Regions from separate parts of the Mus musculus genome. Here region 1 is linked to region 2. A link is a loop called in an ENCODE intact Hi-C map of the cell type or tissue named here. Cell type or tissue: left cerebral cortex. All regions are shown on one strand. Links, peaks and the distances in the headings refer to the core of each region. The heading gives the core; the rest is flanking DNA.

Region 1 (8,458 bases), core at 299-8,298, 110 kb after region 2:
AAAAAGTGTCAAGGAAGCAGATTTTTCAGGACAGGTCTCAATGTACTTTTCTTTTAGTAGAAAGAGGTAAAAATCCAAAAGAAAAAGAAAATCCCATTAAGTTTTATCTTAGCTCAGTGTTATTGTGCATGTGTTAGATGACTTAGGCATGGTTAGAAAATTTCAGTTTGTGATAACTGTTGTAGACAAAGGTCTATGGGGAACATATATGGGGCTCCCACAGAATGATGCAAAAGTCTCAGCAGCAGGAAATATGACAGAAAGAGAAGGACTCTTTAATGACACCCTCTATCATGTTCTATTCAACATAAGCAAACTGAACAGAAATTTTAATTATATTTTGTATATGGCCCAGAGCACAGTTTGATATAAAATAAAACTTTCATGTGTCATCTTTTATGTTGTTGGTATTTTAGGTTAAAAAAAATCTTAAGGTTTTTCTAACTTTAATCACTGACTCAATAAACACATGGGTGCATTTCAGTGGGACAAACCCTGATTAGATTTATGTGATAGACAATATGTTCAATGATGGGTATATGAAGATAAATCAGACATGCTACCTCAAAGGGCTGAGAGAAGTAAGGCTGAAAAACTGATAGATAATTAAAATTTGTTTCCCCCCCCTCTTTTTAAGTAACTAAAAGCACAGCTTCTCCAAATCTGATATTTTCTTAAAGATGCAATTATATTTTAATTCAGCATAGAACTATTCGAGTGATAAAAGAAAAGTAGCTTTAATTCCTACATTTCTTGCTTTTGTATTCTGTTCTGTTTTAACAGACGACACATTTCAATCATACACAACTTTCGACTTTAAATATGACTTACTGTTGTAAAGGATACTGTGCAATACAACTCCTTGCCCTAAAGCTCAGAGATCATTGCAGAAGATGGGGGGGGGGCGGAGAATGATTGAAAATATAGCCAGGAGGAGGATATGAGAGCATTTGGAGGGAGGGAAGGGAAGGATAACTCCAATAGACAGGTCAAACTGGATAGAGAAAAGCCCACCGGGCCTCATCTCTACACAAAGAACTAGACGCAACTGAGAAAGACTTCCCGAGAAGGACCACACGAATTGATCGTCTAGTACCAAGTGGTTAGCCTCCTAAATCATACTTATAAGTTTTAATGGACCTAATGGATCTAATGGACCGAACAGGTAAAATTCAGAAGTGTGTGTGTGTGTGTGTGTGTGTGTGTGTGTGTGTGTGTGTGTGTGTGTGTATGTGTGCATGCAGGAACAATCAGTTGGAAAAGAAGCCAGGAATTTTTTTCCCCAATAGATAGCATTATTTTTAATTAGATATTTATTTCATTTACATTTCCAATGCTATCCCCAAAAGTCCCCCATACCCCTCTCCACTTCCCTACCCACCCACTCCCACTTCTTGGCCCTGGCGTTCCCCTGTACTGCGGCAGAGATGGCTCAGCCCTTAAAGGCTAGGCTCACAACCAAAAATAAAAGAAGTCAGGAATTTTAAGGAAAGGTTATAAGGGAAGGTTCGGAGGGAGGAAAGGGGAGGGAGATATGTTGTAACTATAGTATAATCTCAAAAATTGACATAAAATGAATAAATGTTAAAATATTCATACACATAAAATAAATATATGCCTTTTTTCAATCTGAAAATTATAGCCCTTAATGTTGAGCACCACAATATCTATTCTACTTGTATATTAGTTCAATGAGTTGGATAGAGTGATTTTTTTTAGTTTTTGCAAGTATTTTTTAATTAATAAAGTTTCAAAAGGCAATTTGATGGTTAAGTATATTTCAGAGAACTTTTGACTTATTATATTTTTCAACTTATTTAAGTTCTGGCATGCAAATGTGCATACTTTTTGTTTTTGAAATGATAGTTAAAATGTGTGTACAGGATCATGTCTGGAAGTATATATAATATAGGTTGACCTGTACTGGTTAATTTGCCATGTACATTTCTTCATGTAATTATTGTTTTATTGTCAAGAATAATTGGAAATCACTTTCTTGGCACTTTTCAATACTTACCCATCCTTATCATCTTATGCAATTCTTACATTTTTTTCCTCTGGATACTTTGTATTATTTGACTGCCATTTGTCAACCCTGCCCTTGAAGTTAACATGGAAGCAAGGCAATCTCATCATAGGAGGTTAATGTGTGATTTTTAATAATCCTCTGAGTCTAATTAGTACTGTCCATATGCATGTGGGCATTTGGCCATCCACAGAAGCAGAGTGATCCACAAACAACCATGCCCATAAAGGTGAGGGTCTCCCCCTCCCTTCCACTGCAGCCATAAACTGCAAAGAGCTTTTAAAAAATAAAAGATATGAAATTTGGAGGAAAATCAGGTTGGGGACATTAACCTGGCATGCAGACAGATAGTATTGAGTCCATATGATCAGTATATACTGTATCAATTTATAGAGCATTCTTTTAAAGAGCAGAACAATTATTTTTAGAAAAGAATATGTTGTAGGGTTTGGATCAGGGTTCTTTGGGCTGAATTTACAACTTATTTTTGTGTCCTCTGATCCCTCAATTTCATCTACATCTCTGGTTTGCAAGATTTTTTTTCACATGTCTTGAAGAGTATAGCCATTTATCTTCTGTCTGTCTTTGTCTCTCTGCCTCTGTCTCTTCCTCTCTTCGTGTCTCTCTGTCTCTCTGTGTTTCTGTGTCCCTGTGTCTCTCTGTGTCTTCCTCCCCACCTTCCTCACTCCTTCCCTCTGTGTCTCGGTGTCTCTGTGTCTGTCTCTAACTCTGTCTCTCTGTGTCAGTCTCTGTCTCTCTGGCCGTCTCTCTCTGTCTCTGTGGCTGTTGCTCTGCTCTTGGTTGGCCACCTCCTGTGTGTTTGACTTTGGCTGAAAATGAGCAATGACTCCAAGTCTTTGAGGCTTGGTGCTGTTAGGCATCATTGAATACAGATGAAAACAACAGTATCCGGATTCGTGGGAAGCCCTTTGTGAGAAAATTGGCAGCAATCTCTTTAGAAAACCCTGGGTTGAACACACTTAATAGTTTTATGCAAAATTAAAAATTTGATCTTAAGAGCAGAAAGAGCATCCAGTGCCTGAATGTGGTTTTACAGTATTTTTTACTTCACATTTGCTGAATTGATTCTGGTTTTGTCTTTTAACTGCTTGACAAAAAAAAAACAAACAAAAAACAAAAAACAAAAAAACAAACAAACAAACAAACAAACAAAAAAAAACCGCACTCGACGCCAGTGGGGAACAGGATGTAGGTATAAGCAGGAGTTGTATCTTATAGAAGACATCGTATAACAGACGTCACAATCTCGTCCCTGAGGGTTTAATCTTCATATCTGTGTTACCCATCAGAGAACTGGAATCTCACACAGGGCATTTTGTTGCTTGCTACATCACTGCCATATTCTGCTTAAGTCCGCCTTGATTTCTATGAACATGGGGACAATCTGCTCTTCCTGTTCTAAATGAATCAATCATCATAGAAAACTGTAAACAAACATAGGCTTGTTTTCTTCTGGCTAGTCACAGGAGGGAGGGGGAAAAACACCTCTAGAGAGAGCTAAGACAAAGGAAGCTAAAGGAAGAGCAAACTCCCAATTACCGAGTGCCCGCGGTATACTTACCCTGTGCTGGTGACTCACAGGAAAGAAACACTTGGATGTTTTCACGAGAGCCAAAGGGAGAGATTAACTTTAAGAAATGCCTCTCTAGCATTTGACGGCAGTGATTCTGGAAAGCACATCAGAGGGAGAGCCTCGCATCACACAGAGGCACCGAGTCCAGAGATTGTTCAACTTTAATTCAGGTTCTGGAGGCAGATTCTGCTCGGGCATTAGTTCTTTAAATTTAGGGAATTGACTTAAAACCCTACATACATCCACCTCCAAACAAAACAAAGCAAAACAAAGAGGCTATTCTATTTCCAGGGGTTCTAGACACTGGTTTGGTGAATCATAGATATTTTTTTCTTCTCTTAAGAAATAAGGGACATATTCCTATTTCTTAATTTTTTGAAAAGGAAGACACAGTTCCTGGTTTTGAATCCTCAGTACTGCGAAGTAGTATAAGGAAGAGTTTCTTGCTCATATTGTTGAGAATGCTCGACTTTTTCCACAACTGTAATATGCTCCGAGAGCAGTTTGGTCCGTGAACCTTAGGGACCATGCGGTTAACACCTGCCCCCCCCCCCCCCCCATCCCTTTGGACACTAAGCTTTGTGGAGAAATTAAAATCGCTATCAGTTTCCAGCTTCTGTCTATTTTTTCTCAGTGTTGTCTTCTAAGAATCTCTCCCAACAGGGCACTTTCACTTTCTTAGCCTTCAGTTTCTACTCTGGAAAAATCTCACAGATTTACTACAAAAGTGGAGTTGAGGAGTAGTTTGTGAAGACCACTGGGGCGCCCGCGGGCTACTGTGCCTGGCCACTAGGTGGCACTCTAACCACACACGCTTTTAATCAATGACTTCGACTTTACGGATGAAAAATTTCACTTGCTTTCTGTTTTAAAACTGTTCCCCATTTTACCACTCAAATGAAAGGCTTAGCTTTCAGACCACTTGAATTTTTTATGTTGTGCTTTATAAAATCACAAAGTTCAGTTATTTTGTTAGGCATTCAATAATTTATAAGTCCCTTTTCTACCTCATATAACAAGAAGCCAAATCCAACCAAATATGTGAGTGGTAGTGAGATACGGATATATTTGTTTGGCTTCGCTGCTACAAAATACACATTTTTGAAGCACTATGATGTGATCAGGCCAGGTAAAAAATTTAAAATATCTCAAAAACTATACAGGGGTATGAAGGGAAATGTTTTGCACTCCTGTGACATAAAGGAGAAAAATGGCCTTTTGGTACATTCGTTATTGTAGCTCACTGAATTTGTTGATTATTGCTACGGATATATTAATTGGAGATATTCTGTACTTTACAAGATTTTCTGTAAAAGTCTTAAAACAAATTTCTTCTCTGGAATGGGTAGTAGCGCTCTTAAAGGAGAGAGATCTCTATTCTTAGAGTTGAAGTGGCATTTCCATTTGTACAATCACCCAGACCAGAAATCTCAAACCCAATTTGTTTGTGATTTTGCTTTCAGGGACTATGTGGAAGTTCAATAAACAAAACCCAAAATGTTTCATGGAATGATTCTTTTTGTTCAAACAAATTCATATCCAGACACGGAAGAGGCAAATATTCAGGTGTAGCTTCCAGCAATAGCAATGAATGACAACAGTTAAAATCAATAACAGACAAACGAGCAAACAAAAGGCAAACAGTGTACATTATTATTTTTTAAAGTTAGTACCTTAAATAGGTCTATATATTTTCTCCTAAACAGTATCATTGCCTATATCCATTTCCATGGTACTACTGTTCTCATAAGGGCGTTTACATACATCTATGCAATGGACATCAAACATATGAACCTATATTCCTTTTTTATCATTTCCATTCTATGTTCTTCACTTTCCTCTCAGCCTTTGTTACTCTCCTCGACCAGTGCTTCATCAACCTGTGGGTCAAGATGCTTTTGAGGGTTGAATGAGCCTTTTGCAGGGTCACGTATTATGCTTGGGGGTCACCACGAAATAAGGGACTGTACTAAAGGTCGCAGTATTAGTATGGTTGTCCTAGACAGTATTGCTTGTACTTACAAATGTTTTCATATTCATTGATTGATATATTTATTGTGTGTGTCTGTGTGAGGGGAAGAGGAAAATTTTTTATGGGAACAGTCTCTCCTCTCACCATGTGGATTCCAGGAACCAAATTCAGCAGGGGTCAGGCTTGGCGGCAAGGACCATTACCCACTGTGCCATCTCATGGACCCCATTTTCAGTTTATCTGGCTCATTTTGATAAATTCTAAAGAATCCTAATAGATCTATGATATGAACAAATGCAGTAATAATTTTAAGATATGGATTTTAAATGATAAATGATATAGGGAAATCAAACTCTTTTTCAAATAATGGAGTTCATCTTTCTTTTAAGTAATGTGTTATGCCAAATTGTTTGAAATATGATATTTACAAACATTAAACATATAGCAAACCCACATAGTCATTGGCTCCATACTACCCTAATCTTCCCATAGTAGGATCTTTTCCCTTTTTTTAAATTTCTCATAACTTCCTGTTTTAAGTCCAGTATGTGTCACTCTATAGGTGTCTAGTAACTGAATAAGTTTCTGAATACATATCTGAATCTAGTCATTCACAAAGCCACAAGAGTAAGCACTTACCTTTTATACTACGTCATAGCAGGAAAGAATACAGTTTTTTTTTTCCTCCCAAGTTGCCCAGATGGCGTTCATGTTTCCTCTCAATTGGACAGGCTTCTCACTGGCTACAAAGGCTGTCACCTTTCCTTGACCGGGCATTACTTTAGAAAACATGTAATTGCAATCATAAACGCTCTTGCGCCCTCTCTCTCTCTCTCTCTCTCTCTCTCTCTCTCTCTCTCTGTGTCTCTCTCTGTCTCTGTCTCTCTGTCTCTGTCTCTCTATCTCTGTCTGTCTCTGTCTCTCTATCTCTCTGTCTCTCTCTGTCTGTCTCTCTGTCTCTGTCTCTCTCTCTCAAATATAAATCATCTTGCCATCTTTACAACCCAGAATAGTCTTTCTCAAGGACCTGAGAGCCATCTCTTGAAATGTAATCATGGATAAAGGGGGTGGAGGGTGGGGTCTGATCTTTAATGGGGTGGCAGGGGAGCAGTATAATGTCAATAATTGCAAATGAGCTCTCTCCCAGCCCTAAGCTTACAGACCATTTGCTCCTCAAGTCCTCCAACACTTTCCTGCTAGTTCCTCACCTCTAACCCAGTCCTTCACAGCTTCCTTATCTCTGTTTCAATGGAGTTGAGTCCAATTTGTCTCCATTGTGATCTTCCCTGTTAAATCAGCTTTGCTCTTCAACTGTCCTGCCTAATTTTACTTGAGCCAAATTTCATTTTTTTTTTAAATAAAAGAGGAGCATAAGAAATATCAAAGTAGCTTGTGTCAGTGGTTGTTTAGGTCAGGGCTAAATCCCTGTTAGTGGCACTGAAGATATGTATGTGTTTTATTTCCTTATGAATATTAACTTCACATGTTAGGATATACTTCAACCCCTTTTAAATGTTCATAAATTCAGGTGGAAATATTTCTAAAATTTACTTAAAGCCTCTTGCGAATGAATGAATGATCGTATTTTTTATTATTTAATTTTTTGGGGGAGCCAGTGATCAAAATTATTATAATAGGTAGTTTACTAAATAAAGTTCCAACAGTACTGTGTTGCTTTTGAGTGTGTGTGTGTGTGTGTGTGTGTGTGTGTGTGTGAAAGAGAGAGAGAGAGAGAATGAAATGAATGAATGAATGAAGGAAGGAATTCAGAGATGTCATTCTGGGAGACCACTCAGAATCAGATAAACTTTTTCTCAGCATGCCAAAGCAACATGTTCAGGATATCTCCAATCAACTGTCATTGTGCTTAAAATGAAAGCGGTTCTATTGATAAGTTTGTTTATAATAGATAGACTAAAGGAGATTTTAAAATTCCACATAATTTACAGTTTTAATTTTTAACAGTATAGTGCTTTGTGATTTTCTAGAATTATTTAAGTCCCCAGGAGACCTTTAATGGTTTATTATGTGTTCACAGTTTACACATGATAAATTTGATCAGATATTCTCAAGTCTCCCTTAATATGGCCCCAAAGTTCTAAAGTAGTGATCAGATACAGTGAGTAACCAAAGTATATATTTTGTCCTGGAAAGCAATATGCTTCTTTCCCATAAGGGTAAGGTTTTTTTTTTGTTTTTTTTTTCCTCTGAAAATCAGAAACCAAAGCAATTCAAATCCTTCTGTGTGCATGACCTAGGGTCCTGGAACCCAGCTACCATTTCCTGTTCACACATAAAGTGTTTCTTGGGATTCCGGAGAATCTCTTTCTAACTCTGCCCTGGAAATGAACTGCCCCTTAGGGTTATAACATCTTTCTCTCTCCTTCTCTGAGCCAGGCTGCTGTGATGCTTATAGACTGTTCTGTCTGCTTTAGAGTGCACATTTAGCAACATGGTCTGCCATTCACCTATTTGAAGGTCAGTCCGCTGTGTCCTGCTATCAGAAAAGTAAACAAAATTAAACACTACTAAGAAAAATGCCCTCTAACGACCATAACCTTCACTGTCACATCAAGACCACTCTGATGACATGAACGATGCTGTGCATTTTAGCTCACCGGGTCATGACACTTCCCTCTCCTTGTCCCCTTGTCATTTGGCATCTATATTTTATCCTAAATTCATCTCAACATTCTAATGCTTACCATGTGGTTTCCAGATCACTTTATCTTTGGACATTATTGTAGAAAACAAGGGTATTTAAAGACTAATAAAACGCTTTCATACCCAGATTTAAAGTTCCTCCCCATCAGCCTGGCTGCACAAATCATCCACTCACACGGCTCCTACGAGCAATGCTTGTGAA
Region 2 (8,458 bases), core at 277-8,276:
TTTTCTTTCTATTAATATAAGTAATTTTGAAGAGATCTAAGTTAAGGGAAAATAGCATTTCAGCATTTTACAAGCTAGCTACCAGATTGTTAACTATAATGTGTTGTTCCACATTAGCATATATGGTTTTCATTGATTATGTTGAGATAGACCTTGGAGATTGTGCCTGAGAGGACATTACCAGAGAAAATCAAACTTCAAATACTCTTTGCAGACTGATTAAAACATAAGTATTTGGAGGTGGTGACACCTGTGACAAATGGTTGAAGTGTGTCACTGGAGAGTATGTTTTGAGGGACATTTTGAAATCCTAGTCCCTTTTGGTCTCCACTCTGCTTCCTGGTTGTAATGAGATGAACGTTTCTGCTGTCCCATGCATGGCTTTGCATCTGTGACAGAAAGAAAGCTCTGAAATGATGAACAAAACAAATGCTTCCTCTTTTATGTTGTTTCTGTCAGGTGTTTGGTCACAGTGACAGTGAAACCAACACAATAGTATGTGACAGAGATGTCTGTGTGAGTGAGATGCTAAAAAAAAAAGTTCTAACATTGTTAAAACAGTAAAGTAAGTGTTTTTCAGGCACGACACCTCCAGGAGGGACAGGAACTCCTGTGACCCTGTGACTGGCCTTTACAATGCAGGAGAAAAACTGGGATGAACTGTTATCACAGCAGGGAAAAGTAGAGACTTAAAGCTGTAGATCAGGTCTCTCTGAGAAAAGGGTCCAGAGAACCACACACTTGTAATTCGGTCAAGGCAGGAATCCTTGGGAACATTTGCTTCCCAAATTACACCTTTCCCCAAATTACCAGTTGAGAAGTTTAAGTTCACGCAGTAAAATGAGTTTCATCAATTCTACACTTCTATTGTTCGTCTCTATTGCTACCCGACATCACCTCACTTCCTAATTAGAAATTGTTTTCTCTCCTACTTGGACAGCAATATTGTATCATAGGAACTACATTTACTTATTAGTCTGTCCTCTGAAATATCATTTAGGAGATTCTTCTGAAGAATGACAGGGATTGGACAGTCACTGGCAGCAGTAGATGTGATCGATTGATGTATATGGTCATTCTCAGGGACCTACAGAAAACCCAGTATTGCCTCCATTTTTATTTACTTCTCTGGAAGGAAGAACTCACATTGTATGCAGCCCTAGGTGGCCTGAATATCTCAGCGTAGAGTAGGCAGCCCTTGAATTTGCCAGGGATTATTTTGCTTTTGGCTCCCAAGCAAGTTCTGAGATTATAGGTGTAGACTGCCACATCTGGTTGATGTTTTCCATTTTACTCCATTTCTAAGTTTCAGAACAAATACCTTTAAAAAATCCACTCACTTATTTTAGTTTCTAGTATGCACTGCTACTGAGTCTCCCACAAGCCATTACCCCACATCCCTCTATAAGTAGTTGCATCCGTGTGCATGTTCTCTCAGTTGATTCTGCCTGTCCCTTATCCCACACAACCCTTCCATGCCCAGGCCCAGCTGGGTCCTACTCATTTACACACTTTCTTGGTGAGTCCTTCGTGTCCCAGTCCCTGGAGTCAGCTGAGAGTGATGATAGTGTGCCTTCTCAGTTACCACAAGATTGGATCACTCAGTCTCCAATAATAACTCAACACAGAACATTTGAAGGGGCTGATCTATACACTCTTTTGATTGGATCTGAAACTTTGGAGAACATGAAAAACAGAACCAAACTTTTTAAAAGGCAGACCAGAATTTCCTATGAGACATACAACCAATGAAACAAATGCACATACCCAGGGCTCATTGCAAAAATACAAACAGTATGGTCTTCTGAAAGTACTATAGAAAAGTTCACAAGATGAGAATTGCTTAGAAGGACTCCTAGGCACATAATTTAAGAGAACAATGGAAAAAGGGATCCATTAGTTGAGGCAGCTTTAAAAGGGCAAGAATGAAAACCTGGATGAACTGAAATAGGCAAAGAAGAAATTCTTGGTTAAAGATTAAGAAAACACAAGTGTACAGCTGATTGAAACAACAAAGACAATCCATGATTTGAACAATAAATTCAGTAAAGAGAGAAAAATGCTAAGAAAACTCAAGCTGAAATGAAGAGGGACTTGAAAATTTTAACAAATGAATTAGAAAACTCGGGGAAAGAGCTTTCCAGAGGTATATGTCAAGTAGAAGATGGATTATCAGGATTTAAAGATACAGAAAAAGAGTTAGAGCACCCACAGGATATGACAAAAACAAAAAGGGATATGGAGGAATTTGTGATACCACAATACAAAGACAAAAATCTATGAATTCCAGGCCTAGAAGAAGGATTCCAGGCCAACTGGGTACCAACTTCCGTGTTAGTCACATTTCTGTGGTGATAAACACCATGTCTGAGTCAACTTATCAAAGAAAGAAGGCATAGTATGGTTAGAAATTGTCCGTTTAGTGGAGAAGGATGGAACATTAAGTGGGGGAGAGGAGAGATGGGGCAGCTTGCTGTTTGATGTAAGATGTGGAACTTACTCATAGAGTGTCAGTTTGAACAAAGCCTTGTGAAGAAATCGGGCTGGCTGACCATGCTTTCTCGCCTCCTTGTATACTTAGGGCACACCAAGGGTCAGCACAATAAGGAGGATACTTCAGATACACGCACTGAAGGAACAAACACACTTGCATTGTCAAAGAAAAACTTCTGTGAACAAAGATAGAGGAGTAAACAATGCTTTATATGTAACATGACACGGAGGCTAAGCTCAACTCCCCAAAGGGCTGGTGATGTGAAGAGCTGGGATGAGGGATTGCTGAACCATCTGCTCCTGCTATTGGCTTCACTGAAAAACAAAACATGTGATAAAATGGAAACCGCTGTATTCTCCCCACCTTGGGCACTGTTACAACTGCAGAAGAGAAAGTTAGGCTCGGGGCTGCGGGGGGGGGGGGTGCTGGAGAGATGGCTCAGGGGTTAAGAGCACTGACTGCTCTTCCGAAGGTCCTGAATTCAGATCTCAGTAACCACATGGTGGCTCACAACCATCCATAATGAGATCTGATTCCCTCTTCTGGTGTGTCTGAAGTCAGCTACAGGGTACTTATATATAATAAATAAATCTTGGAGCTGGGTTGCGCAGGGGCCAGAACAAGAAGAAAAAAGAAAAGAAAAGAAAGTCTCTCCCTGTCTTAGAAGGTAAGAGAAGTGTGGTGTAGTTTCCCTTGAAGATTACATCTAGTAGATTGTCCCTGAATTGAAAATCAGGTGCAGAGGTATTGCTAAAATCTAAAAGGGGCATTTACAATGACAACTTTCCTAAGATAAGTGCTCTAAGAAAACTGAGGTTAGGAGTGGCGAAGGGGGAGCAGTTAAAAAAATCTCCTTACAATTTAGAGATGCTCCTGGGAATGTTAAGGCCTTTGGGGGTATTGTCTTTGAGTGAAGGGGGGTATGGTAGGTAGGCATGAACTGTGTGGTGAGCTCCAGAAGTTAGTCTTGCCCTGGGAGAGGAGGGAAGGCATTTGAAATGTTTGTGAGGAGGAATGGTGTATTGTCCATTTATTTCTGAGGAACTGCCGAGGCTCGTGCACTCTAAGTGGGAGAGGAGCTGTGGCCTCAGGGAAACCAGCTGAAGGCTTAACACTACAAACCAGAGATTGGGTGTGTAGGTCAAGAGGTCAATTGTGTGACACATTAAGAAAAGGTTGAGTTCTGATGCATTTAACAGCATAGTCCACAGACTTTCCCATAGAATTATTGAGGAAGAAAGACTTCAAGGTTAATTTGAACAAAGGGGAGAGTAGAATTTGAACTCAAAGAAATTCTAAAAAAAAAAAAAACCTAAAAATCAACCTATAGAAGCAAAGCAATAACAAAGCTCAATGCAGTAGTACATATTTGTAATTCTAGTGGGTTGGAGACAAGTGGATGCTTAGGGCTTACTGGTCAACCTAGCCTACACCATGGTTCCAAGCCAGGGTGAGGCCCTGGCTCAAGAATGTGAATAGTTCCTGAGGAAAAATATTTGAAGTTGATTCATATATGCACAGGAACACATACATACACAAACACACAGGACAATGAGGGAAGGAAGAGAGAGAGAGAGAGAGAGAGAGAGAGAGACAGAGACAGAGACAGAGACAGAGACAGAGACAGAGACAGAGACAGAGAGACAGAGAAAGAGATCAAAGGGAATGGCAATTGAAAATATCAGTGAATGTATCTTACAAAAATTTTTTAAAAATGTATTCATAGCCTACAAAGTTATCAACACACACTGTTATTTACTACTTAAAGTGTAATTATTTATTTCTGAATATAGACCTTATAACAGCCATACTTTAGTAACAACAGAACCAAATCCTCAAATAGAGCTTGAAAATAAGATTGAAATGGGAAAGGCAAAAACTACAGTTGGTGACCAAAACAGAGTTGCTTCCTTCCTTCCAACAACAACAGAGGAGAGAGACTCCAAAGGAAGAAATCGATCTAGCCTATGGGTTTCCTGACAGGCATAACCACAAAAGACCCTTTCAGACTCACTAACTTACAGAGAGGCCTCCACAATGCTCTATGCCACAACTTTGCCCATAACTATCTGCTCAACCTCAGACTCTTTTCCAGTAAAGTCATGATGACCAGGATTATTGTTTCAAAACATTTGATGGAATTCTTATTTGTGCCAAAAAAAAAATCTCCCTCTTTGCTTCTTTGAGCGCAGCTATGGCTTACAACAACACGAATATTCTCATTGCAATGCTGTTCCTAAGTCAATCCCATCATTCGAGGAGTCACAACTTTCATTTAAGTTGTCATAAATTGAAGGAAAATAACCGCCTCGTGATCGCTAGAGGGCAGCACGGTCACAGAAACGGATCGTAAATCTAGCCCGCCTTCCCAATAAGACATTTTGTTTGGACACATTTATTTCTACCTCGCTGATGCTAGCAGTAGGAGCCTTCAGAAATGAAAGTAAACAAAGCATAACCTTTTCATCGAAGAGACTTTATAGGAAGAAAAACGATATTTCGTTTTCATAAGGATTTGGAGGAGCTATAATGTAGCTTGGGGGCGTCTATACTATTTGAAAATAAAAGCATAAAGAAGGATAGAGCAGGGAACACCCCAAGGCATATTTTCCTCTTGATGCCTGGGCTGAAATCACGCTAGCAGCAATGAATTGCGTGATGTTAGAGAAGAGAGCAGCCTAGGTCGCCTCCGTTCAAATTTGGTATTCCTCTCCAGGGCTAGGCTACAGCTTTGGTATATGTTCCTTTTCCAAAAGAAGATGACATGGTTGCCCTGTGGCCTTACTAAAACCGGCAAGTCATAAATGCTTGAGATGGGGTGAGAATCTCTTTCCATCAGGGAATAGAGGAGGATGCAGGAAACAAAATCAGAAAAGAAATTGGGTCAGGCAGAGAGAGAGAGAGAGAGAGAGAGAGAGAGAGAGAGAGAGAGAGAGAGAGAGAGAGAGAGAGAGAGAGAGGCAGAGTCAGAGTCCAGAACAGAAGCAGGGCTAATAAACGTATGGAAATGTCAAAGGAGGAGTACCTATATTTACAGCAAGAACAAAAAGGGCACAAGATTGTGCAAAACTGGGATTGTATTTTGTTATTTGAAAACATAAATAAAATATACGAGAGGTGACAACCCATTTTGGGCATGAAGGATGCTGTTCAGTGGAGATTTTGAGTTATTATATGATAAATCAATTAAGGAGTGTGTAAGGGTAAGAAAGAGGCACTGAGAGACCGTGTGCCATTTCAAGATCATCCTCTGTTCAACAGTTGACTATAAATACATTAATTCAAGAAATCCTTTTTGATGATGGTATTTACAAACATGATTCTCACAAAATGTCCTTGTTACATTAACAACATACCACACCATCAGGGGTATAGAGAAGGCTATAGATACACTTTTATTGCCTTTTAATTTGAGATTATAAGAAAATTATATCATTTGCTCCTCCCTTTTCTCCCTCCAAATTCTTTCCCAATAGTGCCTGGAATACCAGAGCACATGAGCTCATAATAAAATCTTAATTCTTCTTACTTTTTTCCTTTCTTTTATTCGTGTGAAACGTTATTAGGCTTCTATTACACAGCCAAATTCTGTGGACTAGAAATTGAATAGCTGGTCAAAACCAAATGGTCCCTGCTCTTTGGAAGTTTGGGAGGTATATGAAATTCACAAATTGTATAACATCACACTGTGATGACTTGTCAATCCTTGGCCCAGGGAGTGGCACTATTAGGAGATGTGGCCTTCTTGGAGTAGGTGTGTCACTGTGTGTGGTGGGGCGGGCTTTAATACCCTCATACTAGCTGCCTGGATGTGATGAGTATTCTGCTAGCAGCCTTCACATGAAGTAGAACTTTGTTATGGAAAGTGATTTGAATTTTGTGGACCTGGCATAAGAGGTTTCAGTAGAGAGTTTCAATATGTGTCTCTAGACAGTTTTTGAGGTATTTTGGTGAAGAATGTGGCTGCTTTTTGCTCTTGTCTGAAGAGTATGTCTGAGGCTAAGGTGAAGAGACTCAGATTAATTGCATTGACAAAGGAAGTCACAGAAATGCCCATCATAGACTTTGTTCTCTGGTTAAGTTTCATGAAGAGCATTTTAAACAAACTGAGAAAGGAAAAATATAAAAAATATATTTCGAGTATTAAAGGGGCCCCAAGAAGTGAAATGGAGCTGAATCCTGAGTTTAAGGAGATAACAAATTAAGGGAGTGGAACTTTGGGGCAAGATCCTACCCAGTTAAATTTGGATCCAGGCATGGCGGTACACACCTTTAATCTCAGGAGACAGGAATGTAGATCTCTGAGTTCAAGGTTAATCTACAGAGCAAAATCAAGGACAGCTAAGCACAATCAAGGACAGCCAAACTTAGGCAGTGAAAGAGTTGGAAAAGAGGAAGCTAGTGATAATGTAATTGAACAAGGGAGCTATGTTCCACCTCCTGCTAGCAGTAGAACTCAGGCAGCTTTGGCTATGTGTCTCTGGCTTTATAGTTAAGGGGAGAAGGAGACTACTGGGACAGTTGGTGCTAGTTAGCTGGAGCTAAGAAATTAGTGGTGACAGCCTCCAAACGCTGACACCATTGCATACACTAGCAAGATTTTGCTGAAAGGACCCTGATAGAGCTGTCTCTTGTGAGGCTATGCTGGGGCCTAGCAAACATACAAGTGGATGCTCACAGTTAGCTATTGGATGGATCACAGGGCCCCCAATGGAGGAGCTAGAGAAAGTACCCAAGGAGCTAAAGGGGTCTGCAACCCTATTGGTGGAACAACATTATGAACTAACTAGTACCCCAGAGCTCGTGTCTCTAGCTGCATATGTATCAGAAGTTGGCCTAGTCAGCCATCAGTGGAAAGAGAGGCCCATTGGACTTGCAAACTTTATATGCCTCAGTATTGGGGAACGCCAGGGCCCAGAAGTGGGAGTGGTGCGGGGAGGGGACTGGGGGGGGGAGTGTGTGTGGGACTTTTGGGATAGCACTGGAAATGAAATTAAGAAATACCTAGAGAGAGAGAGAGAGAGAGAGAGAGAGAGAGAGAGAGAGAGAGAGATATGAACCAGTGAGTTTGTTGGGATTGTTTACTGTTTACAGACTCTTTTCTTTTCTTTTTTCTTTTCTTTTCTTTTCTTTTCTTTTCTTTTCTTTTCTTTTCTTTTCTTTTCTTTTCTTTTCTTTTCTTTTCTTTTCTCTTCTCTTCTCTTCTCTTCTCTTCTCTTCTCTTCTCTTCTCTTTTCTTCTTTCTTTCTTTCTTTCTTTCTTTCTTTCTTTCTTTCTTTCTTTCTTTCTTTCTTTCTTTCTTTCTTTCTTTCTGTTTTAGATTTATTTATTTCCTCTTATTTGCATGACTGTTTAGTCTGTACTTATGCATTTGCACCACTTGCATGCCCAGTGCCTGCAGATGTCAGAAGAGGCCACTGGATCTCCTGGCATTGGAGTTATGGATGGTTGTAAGCCACCATGTGGGTGCTGGAAACACACCCCTGAGACTCTTCAAGAACAGTCAGTTCTTTTAATCACTGAGCCATTTCTCCAGCTCCGACTAGTGGCTTCTCCTCCTCCTCCTCCTCCTCCTCCTCCTCCTCCTTCTTCTTCGTCTTCAAATTGGATGTTTTATTTGTTTACATTTCAAATATTATCCCCTTTCCGGGTTTGCCCTCTGCAAGCCCCCTATCCCATCCCTCCTTAGCCTGCTTCTTTGAGGGTGCTCTTCCACCCACTCACCCACTCCTGCCTCACCATCCTAGCATTCCTCTACTTCACAGGACCAAGGGCCTCTCCTTCCATTGATACCAGAGAAGGCCCCTTTAGCTCCTTCAGTCCTTCTGCTAACTCCTCCATTGGGGTCCTGGTACTCAGTCAGATCTGCATCTGTATTGGTCAGTATCTGGCAGAGCCACTCAGGAGACAGCTATATCAGGTTTCTGTCAGCAAGCACTTCTTGGCATCAGCAACAGTGCCTGG

Evidence for each region. Hi-C counts contacts between places; a loop is a spot of excess contacts. Peaks named below come from ENCODE experiments on the same cell type or tissue, not always from the same donor. Only the 100,000 strongest peaks of a DNase experiment are listed, where the experiment ranks them.
Region 1: it touches region 2 in a loop (2.8-fold over the local background); 6 of 42 quality-filtered maps call a loop at or near these places.

The regions. Positions count from the first base shown.
Region 1 is chr10:100,737,848-100,746,305 of GRCm38, forward strand. Gm35722 (predicted gene, 35722) reads right to left here and starts at 3,788. Exons shown (of 3, transcript NR_152765.1): 1 at 3,609-3,788. In left cerebral cortex, for the core only: a CTCF peak has its summit at 4,409 (motif pointing right); DNase peaks (open chromatin) are centred at 3,600 and 4,408.
Region 2 is chr10:100,625,107-100,633,564 of GRCm38, forward strand. No RefSeq gene overlaps it. Among named protein-coding and RNA genes, the nearest start is that of 1700017N19Rik, 37 kb to the left of the region's middle. In left cerebral cortex, for the core only: a CTCF peak has its summit at 4,826 (motif pointing right); a DNase peak (open chromatin) is centred at 4,838; H3K4me3 peaks cover 460 bases; H3K27ac peaks cover 388 bases.